2 separate regions of the Mus musculus genome follow, and region 2 is linked to region 1. A link is a loop called in an ENCODE intact Hi-C map of the cell type or tissue named here. Cell type or tissue: heart. All regions are shown on one strand. Links, peaks and the distances in the headings refer to the core of each region. The heading gives the core; the rest is flanking DNA.

Region 1 (5,376 bases), core at 195-5,194:
TGTACCCACAGAGAAGTGTAGTCTTCATCCCTCATCAAGGAAACTTCTGTTTGCAACAGTTGGATGTCACTACAGAAAACAATAGCCAATCAATATGCAGAGTTGAGGAGCCCGGTTCCAGTGGATACATCTACAAAATACTCCCACACCTATGGCCCAGGGAGCATTGCAGAAAGGGTGTGTGTGTGTGTGTAAGCCATAGGATTTTGGCTTTTGCTCTAAGACTGTGTTTCTTAGTAACATCAGAAGTACACTCAGAAAGTCTCAAGAGCTTGGCCACCCAAATATGAGCTGAGTAAGGAGGACACCAATAAACACACCAAGCTGCACAGGATAAAGCCAGCAAGACCCCAACACTACACAAAGAATTACAGGCAACTGAGTGGATCCGGGAGCAGGAAAATGGCTCTCCTCAGGGAAGAAATAGTCAGCTCCAGTGTGCCAAATGGTCAGCTCTAAAACCACACAAACAAGTAACATTACGCCGGACATGGTGGTGCACGCCTTTAATCCCAGCACTCGGGAGGCAGAGGCAGGTGGATTTCTGAGTTCGAGGCCAGCCTGGTCTACAGAGTGAGTTCCAGGACAGCCAGGGCTACACAGAGAAACCCTGTCTCGAAAAACCAAAAACCAAAAACCAAAAAACAAAACAAAAACAAAAAACAAGTAACATTATATGAATTCAACTGGTTATATTTAGGAATACATATATGTATATATAAATATATAGTTGGCATGTAGTAACAATTGACTTAAAAAAAAAAAGAGGCCATACATTTGAAGGATAGTGGGAAAAGGATTACGGGAGGGCTTTGGGGGAGGAAAGGAGAAAAATGTTATATTTAAAATATAATATCAAAAATTAAAAAGTGGGAAAAGATCAGTGTAAATGTGACCATGTAACTTCCTTGCTATCACCCCATGATAGCTTCTCAAAATCCCCAAGTTTTTCACAAAGCTTGCAGGCCCTGACATGAGGTGGCCTCTACCCATCTCTCCTGCCTGAACATGTGTCCTCCATTTCCACCTCATTATGCTCCTGCCTCTCAGCTCAGCTTCCATCTTAAAAGTCTCCTCAAGGGGCTGTGAGGTGGCTCAGCTGGTAACAGCGCTTGCCTTGCAAACCTGGGACCTGATCTGGTAGGAGGAGAGAATCTACTCCATCAAGTTGTCCTCTGGCTTCCACAAGTATGCGTATACACACACATTTGAATAACAAAGTTTATAAAAGTTACCTCAGGAAAATCTAAATGCTCTGCCTACAGTAGCTGAGGATATGGATCAGTGGTAGAATATTTGCCGAGGAATGGTCTTCAGCTCTACGTCTGATCTCCAGCACCGTAACTGAAGGGACCCGCACACAGTGTTCCCTCTTGAACACTGGGTTAGGCACAAACCACACTCAAACACCTATTTCCATAGAGAGATCCTTTACTGAGCAGGGGAAAGTGACTGTTCTCCGCTCAGGCAGACAGCAGCAGCAAATGACCTTGTGGGTGTGATGTTTTTTTAAGAGGAAAAAGAGGGGAATCTGTGATAGAATGGCTAGGATGTGGTGGTCATGTTTTGGTTGACCGTATTAATTAGGGTAGGCCAAGGGGGGATTTGACTGTTGTAGTGGCTATTTCTGGTTGTCAACTTGACTATATCTGGAATGAACTACAATCCAGAATTGGAAGGCTCATCAGTGACCCTAATCTGGAGGCTGAGAGATAGAAGTTTCTGACCTGGATCTCAGTATGGAGATCTTGAGGCATAGTGGCTATGGATTTCAGAAGATTAAGACAGGGAGATCAAAGATTAAGATTAAATTCCTTTACTATATAGAGACTACCCACAGTTCTGTGACTCTAGAGAACCCTGACTAATACAATTGTTGAACTTTAATACTTTGATAGCTGGACCTTGGTGATCATCCTCAGGAGGAGGCCAAATAAGGGAATAGACCTTATTTGGCCTACGGCTAGCTTTAGGAATATAACCCTGTTTGTTTGTTTGTTTATTAGCAAGGCAGAGGGAATGGGGAGAAGGACAAGGCCTGCCACACCTGTGCTTACCAAGCTTGGGCCTGCTAGAGCCCTTTAACAATACAGCAAAGCTTCCTGTGGTGGTATATGCTTTTAGTCCCAACCCTCAGGAAGAGATCTCTGTAAGTTCAAGGTCAGCCTGGTTTACATAGTGAATTCCAAGATATTCAGGACTACATAGGAAGATCCAGTCTCAAAATAAATACATAAAATAAAACTTGTTAAATTTCTATTTGAGGTAGGTTGGTGGTATTCAATTGGGATTTCAGCACTGGGGAGGCTGAGATCTGGAAGGCATAGTGGGATACTCTAACAAGCAAACAAATGTGATCCTACTGTTTTGTACTGCTATTGAGAACCTATAAATTTAAATATTACGTTAGAACAAGAGTATAGCAAACACTTTGCCCAAAGGGCCAGATGGTAAAATATCAATGGCCGTGGGAGGAACAGGTCTCTTCCCTTTGTAACATGAAAGCAGCCAGACAATAGAAAAGGAACGGATGTGGCTATACTCTAACAATTAAACTTCGTGATATTGAAATTTTAATTTCATATAATTTTCATCTCTCAAGAAATATTGTCGATCCTTCGCCTCACCCCGGTTCAAAGTGTAAAAACCGTTCTTGGCTCCCGAATTGGCCAAAAACAGCTGCCTGGACAGCCCGGACCATAGTGTGTTGGTAATGGTTCAATTGCCGTTAATATCTAGGTTGATCAGACCAAGGTTTGTTTCCTTCCAGCTCTGGGAGCTACAGCCAAGAAGGGGCGGAGCCTGCAGCCGCACAAAGACCCGCCCCGACCTAAGGGGAGGGGCGACGGCGAGGGGGCCGGCCGAGTGCCGGCTTCCGGCGGAAACGGGCGCGAGCAAGATGGCCACCACCAAGCGTGTGCTGTACGTGGGTGAGCAGGCGCGGGAGCTAGACTTAGTCTGAGCAATGTGGGAAAGGGGGAAAGCAGCCGGGGTCTATGGAGGGCTTGCTGGGCCTGAGGGTGTGAGCCCGAGATGGAAGGACAATTCCGGCGACCTTCCTAGTCCACTAAGCGCACAGGAACCCCGACGAGTGACAAGAATTTTGGGCTTCCAAATCCCTCCCGCCCATTCGTTTTACAAACATTCAGTGCGGAATGGCTGGATCTCTGCCCTAAAGGAGGAGTTACCAGACTATCTAGGAGAAAGTGGGAAATAACCTACACACCCTAGCGTTGTAATAGGGACTAACAATGATGACAGGAACTTGGGTGAGGGCAAACTTTCTGTTGCCGGGACGCAGAAGTTGAGCAGGAGTTGGGCAAAGAGTCAGAGTAGAGGCAAAGCTGTTCGCTGCACCGGAGCCGAAGCTCAAAGGCGTAAAAGAGCCTGGCGCCTAGGGGCAGCTGGGTCATTTTTCGAGAAACTCAGGGAAATTGGGGAAAACAAAATGGAAGATACAAGAGAGATCGGCGAGAGTCGGATGATAACCCTGTGTACACTACCAAGGAGCTCTCACTTTATCTTGAGGACAGTGACATTTAAGACTTTGAAGTCTAAGAGAACCGATGGATTCATTTCCACTTATATTTGGTTGGGGGGGGGCGGTTGGAGGAAGGAATTGAGGCAGAGAGGTCAGTTACAAAGCTTTCACAAGAGTTGGAGATCGAATCAGAACTGTTTAAAAGGAGATTGAAGAAAGGAAAGTAGTGTGGGTAGGCTGTAGAGAGAGATGTTTGTGTAGACAAAGGACTGGATGGAAAGATCCCTCCCTTTGCCTGTCATACCAGTGACAGGCAAAGTCCCTGGTGTGCAGGGACCTCTGAGTGTGTAGGACAGCGGCTCAGAAGGTCCTTGGCTCATTTGCAGGCGGGCTGGCAGAAGAGGTGGACGACAAGGTTCTTCATGCTGCATTTATCCCCTTTGGAGACATCACAGATATTCAAATTCCTCTGGACTATGAAACAGGTGGGTCATTTGAGTGTCTTTAACGCTCATTACCCTCCGATAGGGAAAGAATTAAAGTCACATTCCAGTTCTAAATTTACATTCTTAAGTTCTAGTAGAATTCTTGCCCACCATATGAGGCTTTGGTTTCAGTTCCCAGCACTAATCACACAGAGACACACACAGAGGGGCAGAGACACACACAGAGACACACACAGAGGGGCAGAGGGGCAGAGACACACACAGAGACACACACAGAGAGGCAGAGGGGCAGAGACACACACAGAGACACACACAGAGAGGCAGAGGGGCAGAGACACACACAGAGAGGCAGAGGGGCAGAGAGGAGAGAGACAGGGTGGGAATAGCAAGATCTTTAAACTCTGAGTCTGGGGAATCTCCCCACCCCCTAAAAACCAGTAGAGTAGTTGATGGCCACGGTGGCACATGCCTGTAAACCTAGCAATTCAGAGGCTGCAGCGGGAGGATAGAGTTTAAGGTCAGTCTGGGCTACAGCAGAAACATATGCAAGAAATGTTCTACTGACTTTCTAGTTGGCACTGTTGTGTGGGGGCTTTTTCTTAGCTCAGAATTTGTCTCAGGATAAAACTGAATCTCCTTACAGGTTTTAGAATTTATCTGTAGTTGATCAGATTATATATTTGGTTGATGGCTTTTTTTTTTTTTTGGCCTGTATTTGTTTTTGTTTTGTTTCTATTTCAAAATGATTTAACTGTGTTGTCCGGGCTGGCCTCCAAACTGATGATCCTTCTGTCTTAGCTTCCTAAGTAGTTAGCATTACAGGTGTGTGCTGTGGCACCTGGAATCAAATTGTAGATTTGGATAAATAGTTGATTTGCTAAATAACTTACCTTGCCAGTTTACACTTCATGAGAAGTTGAAGTTCAATATGTAGCTTTAAAAAAAAAAAGGATTCATTTATTATTATATCTATTATATCTGTAGCTGTCTTCAGATGCACCAGAAGAGGGTGTCAGATCTCATTAGGGATGATTGTAAGCCACCTTGTGGTTGCTGGGATTTGAACTCAGGACCTTTGGAAGAGCAGTCAGTGCTCTTAACCGCTGAGCCATCTCTCCAGCTCCTCAGTATGTAGCTTTATCCCTAGAAGATGTTTATTATTGCTTCAGGTATTAAGAGGAATCAAAGGATGAGGGTCCTTTGTAAATCATGACTGAGTAGGTTTTCTGGTGTCTGGACATGGTATGGGCCGGCTTCTTTGTGATTGTTCTCTTTTCTTCTCTTGCCTCACATAGCAGTTACCTAGATCTTTGTGTTTATTTCCCTTTTTTGCAGAAAAACACCGAGGGTTTGCTTTTGTTGAGTTTGAGTTGGCAGAGGTGAGACTTTTGTGCTTTGCTTAAGTCTTTTGTTCCTACAGAGAAACAGTTCTCAGCCTGTGGGGGTTGT
Region 2 (5,314 bases), core at 1-5,000, 780 kb before region 1:
GAGTCAGGTGCAGGCAGTATAAGGGGATCTACTGGAAAGAGAGTAGCTTCAAGCACATGACAAAGGAGACAAACAGCTTTCCTCCTTTTCTCTGCCTTTTTGCCACCAGAGAGGTGCACACACCATCATGCCTAACTACCTGTGCATCAATGACATATATCAATGCTCCTGTGCCCCTGAAGATCATTTCGTAGTCAAAGGTTGGATCAAAGAAGTCCATCTGCCCAGGAAAATCCCAAATCTGGAAGTTCACAAAGGAGCTGTTGGAAATGTCATCTTTATAAATCTTGTTGGTACTTTCCAAAAAGAGAGTCTCATTGGGTGACATCTTATGAAACACCACCTGTGAGGAGAAACAGAGACAACTTTGTAACTATTTAACTATACAAGTCATATTAGAAATCCCATGGCACCAACCTTACAACTGTGACCTTGATGCAAAATAAATAAATAAGGTAATAATAGGACAGTCAATCACTGGTGCTATTTATTCTTCTATTTCTGACAAAAGGCACCAAGTTAATTTCCACTCAGTCCACTTTGAAGATGAGTTTTTCTCTTACTACTTTAACTGTGTTCTCGTGCCACCATCTCTGACCCATACGGTTTCCGTGTATTTGCTTTTTCTATTCTCAGGGTTTGTAACTTTTTGGAGGGGAGCAGAGGAGGGCTGTTTTGAGAAAGAGCCTCAGCTATATAGCCCAGATTAACCTCAAAATCCAATTCTCTTGCCTCTGCCTCCTCCAGTACTGAAATTACAGTACCACCTTGCCAGGTCCTATTGGGTTTTATTAAGAGAAACAGAGACAACGTTGTGACTATTTAACTGCCAAAGTTACATAGAAATCCTGTGGTACCAATATTACAACTGTGATCAGAGATTTAAACTTGTCAAGACCCGCTTTAAGATCATGAACTATTCTAGGTAATGTTTGAGACTTTGTGTTCATTCAAAAATAACACACACGCCTACCTCAGGCTCTTAGGAACAATAAAGACAATGGAGGGGATCCTGAGTAGGTAAAACTGTCCAGAGTGAGAAGTAGGGAGACCTGGGGGAGGAGGGAAGAGGCAGCTCCATAAGGCAGGAAATGGTAAAAACAATAAGCTGCCAATCATCACAGCAGGGAGCCAAAGGTGTAGCTCAGTGTGGTCCCAGAGCCTGCCTATCATGCATAATACCCTGGCTTCCAGCACCTGCACCAAGCCAAGCCAACCTGATAGCTCGTACCTGAAAGCTCAGGATGAGCTTAAAGTCACCCTTGGCTACATAGTCAGTTCTTGGCCAGCCTGCTATACAGGAAGAAAACAAAAAAACCACAGCAGGGCTGGAGATGTAGCTTTAAGGCTTGCCTGATACAACCCTAACATACAGCAAATTTGTCTCTCAGTGTTAACTTGGAAGAGAGAAAAAGTTCTCATAGGTTTCAAGTGGTAGTTACTTAGCATAAGCACTCCCCCCAAAGGTCTAACTTTGACACAGACGTGAGAAAATAAAACAGTTGTCCAGCAAGTGCAGGGGCGGAAGATGTGGGGGTAGGCAGCGATGTTGCTTTTTAAAAACACCACCCCTACAAAATACCAGAGATTTCTGTTTGGACAGACCTTTGTGTCAGAGTGGAAATGGGGAAAGCATGGTTGTCTGTGACCGTAGTTTTACCAGAAGTTCGCTCTGTTTGTAATGGGAATGGCTGATTGAAAGAAATCAACCCTGCCTCTATTTCCCTAAAAATACAAAGCCTTAGGCATTCATTCTATTCGTTCACGACGGACCCAAGTGAAAACAAATGCACTGATGTCTGTCCGCCTGCAAAACCGTCTCCAAAGATCGCTGTGACCAGCTACTGGGGACTGTCACCTGTAACTGCAACCACAGGGCTACAAGTTCTAAATAAAGTAGGTGTAGCGATAGAGTCCCCCCCCCCGCCCCCCCCCCCAAAAAATGTTTTTACAGAAGTCTCCAACAGACTGACAACAAACACTGAGATGCCCAGTGTCTTCGCCACAACACTTTCAGGCGCCGCTACGGTCCAGAGGCTGGGAGGAGATCCCTGAAAACTCCTGTCACCTAAGTGAGATGCGGCGGGACAGCACGCTCACCAAGTTCTCCGCGTGAGAACCGGGGACGACGGGTCGGTTTCGTCAACGCCACAAGGGCAGCGACCAGAAGGGAGGAGTTCTAGGGCGGTGACCGGCACCTGCCTCCTCCCTCCAGCCAGCGTCGCCTCCTGGCCCCCCTCGACCCTCGGAGGCCCAGGTCGGGGACCCTGGGCGAACCGCGCCCAGGCTCTGCGCTCGCAGGTGTGGACAGTGCCCGGGGACGCAGCGCCAGGCCTCCACCCTCTCAGGCCTCCTGGGCACCCGCCACCTGAGCGCCGTGGGCCGGGCAAAACCAAGGGCAGGCGGCGGCTGCGGGGCGCTCACCTTCTGGATGGAGGATTTGCCGCTGCGCCGGAGCCCCATAAGCAGGATCCTCGGCTTGGAGCTGTCAGCGCCGCCCGGGCCGCAGCCGCCGCCGGCCCCCGCGCCTCCGCCGCCACCCGCCGCTGCCTCCTCTTCCTCCTCCTCCACGCCGTAGCCGAAGTCCTTGGGGAACGAGTCGGCTGCGCCGTAACTGCCGGCCAGGGGCGTCTCCTCCGCCCCGTACTGCAGGGACATGGTGCTGGACCACCACCGCCCGCGCCCTGACAGGCCAGGCCAGGTTAGGCCGCCGCCTCCCCAGGCCGCCGCTGTTGCCGCCGCCCCCGGCAGTAGCCGCCGCAGGGCCCGCCCATAAGCCCAGCTCCGATTGGGCCGCCGCCAAGCTTCGGTTTATTATTGGCTGGGCGGGCTGCCACTCTGGGACAACAGGGTAAGTGGTACTATCACGTGCCCGGAATCACCTGACTAGCAGCGGCAGAAGGGGGGGAGGCGTCACGAGGAGTTCGGCCTGGCCGCGCCTCTCGTCGGCCTCCGGGCCTTCGCCCTGGGGGCACAGCCCGCAACGCACCTCGGCCTTCCATGCGCGCGCTGGGCTGCTCCCCGCTCCCCGCCTTCTTCCGGGCTCCGAGAGCAACGCAGGGAAGCTTCTAGGCGTCTGGGTAAGAATTCTTTGTGCCCCCCTCCCTTGTTGCAGCTGCCCTGCCAGTATTTAGTGATGCTTGTCAGGTCCTGGGTACCAGGAAGGCACTGGAAACTGAATTGCCCCTCCATGCCCTCAAGTTGCTTGAAGCTGAACAGAGATTGGACTTCTGTGTAAGTTGACTCAGTACAGATTTTATGGGAAAAGGCCATGAGGATAGATGAATTGCTCTGGAATTGGGTGAGTCCACCGGAGGTCGTGTGTGAGCCAGTCCAGACCTATAGATTCGGCACGTGCGAAAGGCAATTAGGAATCTCAGTGATAACTTGCCTATGCTGGTACCTGGAACCCGATAAGGAAAACAGATACGAGCATGCTAAAACATCTTCTAATTCCGTAAGCAGATCGCTGATAGGATACTGCTGCCCTTATATTCTACCGACTCCATCTTCACGCCCACCTAGTGCCCCTCCAGTAACCCATCCAGCAACTGAGTACTTGACTTCTTTGTGATTAGAGACTAGAGGAATTAGGGCTAATGAAGGCAAATGATTACTGCCAAAGTATGTTTCAGAAAGTTGTAAATGTCTCGGACTCCCAGAAGTGGAAATTTGACAACCCTTAAAATACAGCCGTGTACACTCAAAAGGAGTTGGGGTAGGGATAGGGCTTCTGGTTTTACAAAGTGACTGTTGTTTGCAGGGCTAAGGATGAAATTCGGGGTCTTTTGCGCATGCTAGGGAAAATTCTACCACATAGTCTCATCTCCTACTCAGACAGACTGATCTGACTGTAGAGAGAAAAGTAAGCTCTAGTAGGCCGTCACAACCTCACCTAAAAAATATCAACTCCACAGTACCTAATAGACAGGCAGAATGCACTTAAATATGCGTGTGTCTCTCAGTATCAATGGGAGAATGCTTTCAGGACACCCTTAATCCGATTAACCGACTGGAAGACGGTCAGATTCCTAGTATAGGCTATTTACATGTGAACCTATGCACACTCCATGTACTTTATATTATCTCTGCATTAATTATAATAACCAGTACAATGAAAAATGAAATTGTGTCTTTGCCAGGCATGATATGATGGCCCACATCCGTAAATCTCAGTACATCTGAGGCAGGTGTAGAATTCCCCCCAAAAAGTTCTAAGTCAGCCCACTCTACACATCCTTGACAGCCTTAGCTAGAAACCCCTTTTTTAAAGAATGGGATGTGTGTATAAATAGTTGTTGCACTATATTGCATAAGTGTAAAAATAAAGTCTACATATGTTCAGTACAATTCCCCCAAAATATTTCCAATCCAGTTGGCCTAATCTATGGATTCAGAGAACCAACTGCTGTGCCAGGGGAAATCAAATTTAACGGTAGCTTTGATAAAAGGTTTAACAGTTTTTGGGTGGAATATATGAGTAGAGATCATAGGACAACCACAGATATCTAAAAACTTTCACCCTGATTTTTTGGGAACAGTTTCTTCTTTATCTATCTCACAATGGGAGCACTGAGATTACTGACATAAATATGCTCAACTTTATGTGAGTTTGGGGGATTCAAACTCAAGACCTCACATTTATTTAAAAAGTGCTTCCCCACTGAGCCATCTTCAAAAGCTCTGTTCTTTTTAAATTTTTATTCCTGCTCAGTGGTTAAAAGCACTTGGTGCTCTTGCAGATGATCCACATCCAGTCCCAGCACCCATATGATGGCTCACAACTGTCAAGTGTCAGGGGATGCAGTGCCCTCTAAGGATGCCAGGCACACAGGTGGAACTCATAAATACATGCAGGCAAAACACTCATACACATAAAATAAAAATAAATAATTTTTATAAAGTTTCTTATTCAAGGGGTTGTGGATACAGCTCAGTTGGTAGAATGCTTGCCTAGTTTTCATGAAACCCTAGGCTCCATCTGCAGCGCTACCTAACTCAGGCCTGGTAGCACTTGCCTGTTATCAAAGCGCCAAGGAAGCGAAAGCAAGACCAGAAGGTCAAGGTTATTCCCTGCTATAATATCAAAGTTTGTTTCAAAATAAAGCTTCAGGCCAACAATCAAATTCCTCAAAGCCTCAAGTAGAACAAAACAGTAGTCACTTCTTTGCAACAGTCCTTCTACTATTCAAATGCAGTCTTTATTACACAAAGTCTTCTCAACCTGATAGAACCATGAGTTCCAGGCCCCAAAAAGTCTTCTCAATTCCTGTTGCTTCAATCATTGCTTCTACAGTGCTGTTCTATCTAAGAC

Evidence for each region. A loop is a pair of places that touch in the nucleus more often than their neighbours do. Peaks named below come from ENCODE experiments on the same cell type or tissue, not always from the same donor. Only the 100,000 strongest peaks of a DNase experiment are listed, where the experiment ranks them.
Region 2: it touches region 1 in a loop (2.8-fold over the local background); 3 of 42 quality-filtered maps call a loop at or near these places.

Annotation. Positions count from the first base shown.
Region 1 is chr4:123,137,456-123,142,831 of GRCm38, reverse strand. It overlaps Ppie (peptidylprolyl isomerase E (cyclophilin E)), which reads left to right and starts at 2,881. Exons shown (of 10, transcript NM_019489.6): 1 at 2,881-2,930; 2 at 3,868-3,966; 3 at 5,263-5,306. The coding sequence starts at 2,900. In heart, for the core only: a CTCF peak has its summit at 3,236; a DNase peak (open chromatin) is centred at 2,841; H3K4me3 peaks cover 1,841 bases; H3K27ac peaks cover 1,323 bases.
Region 2 is chr4:123,914,878-123,920,191 of GRCm38, reverse strand. It overlaps Rragc (Ras-related GTP binding C), which reads right to left and starts at 2,759. Exons shown (of 7, transcript NM_017475.2): 1 at 2,425-2,759; 2 at 140-343. The coding sequence starts at 2,658. It also overlaps D130007C19Rik. In heart, for the core only: no CTCF peak of the experiment used is centred there; a DNase peak (open chromatin) is centred at 2,821; H3K4me3 peaks cover 3,215 bases; H3K27ac peaks cover 2,182 bases.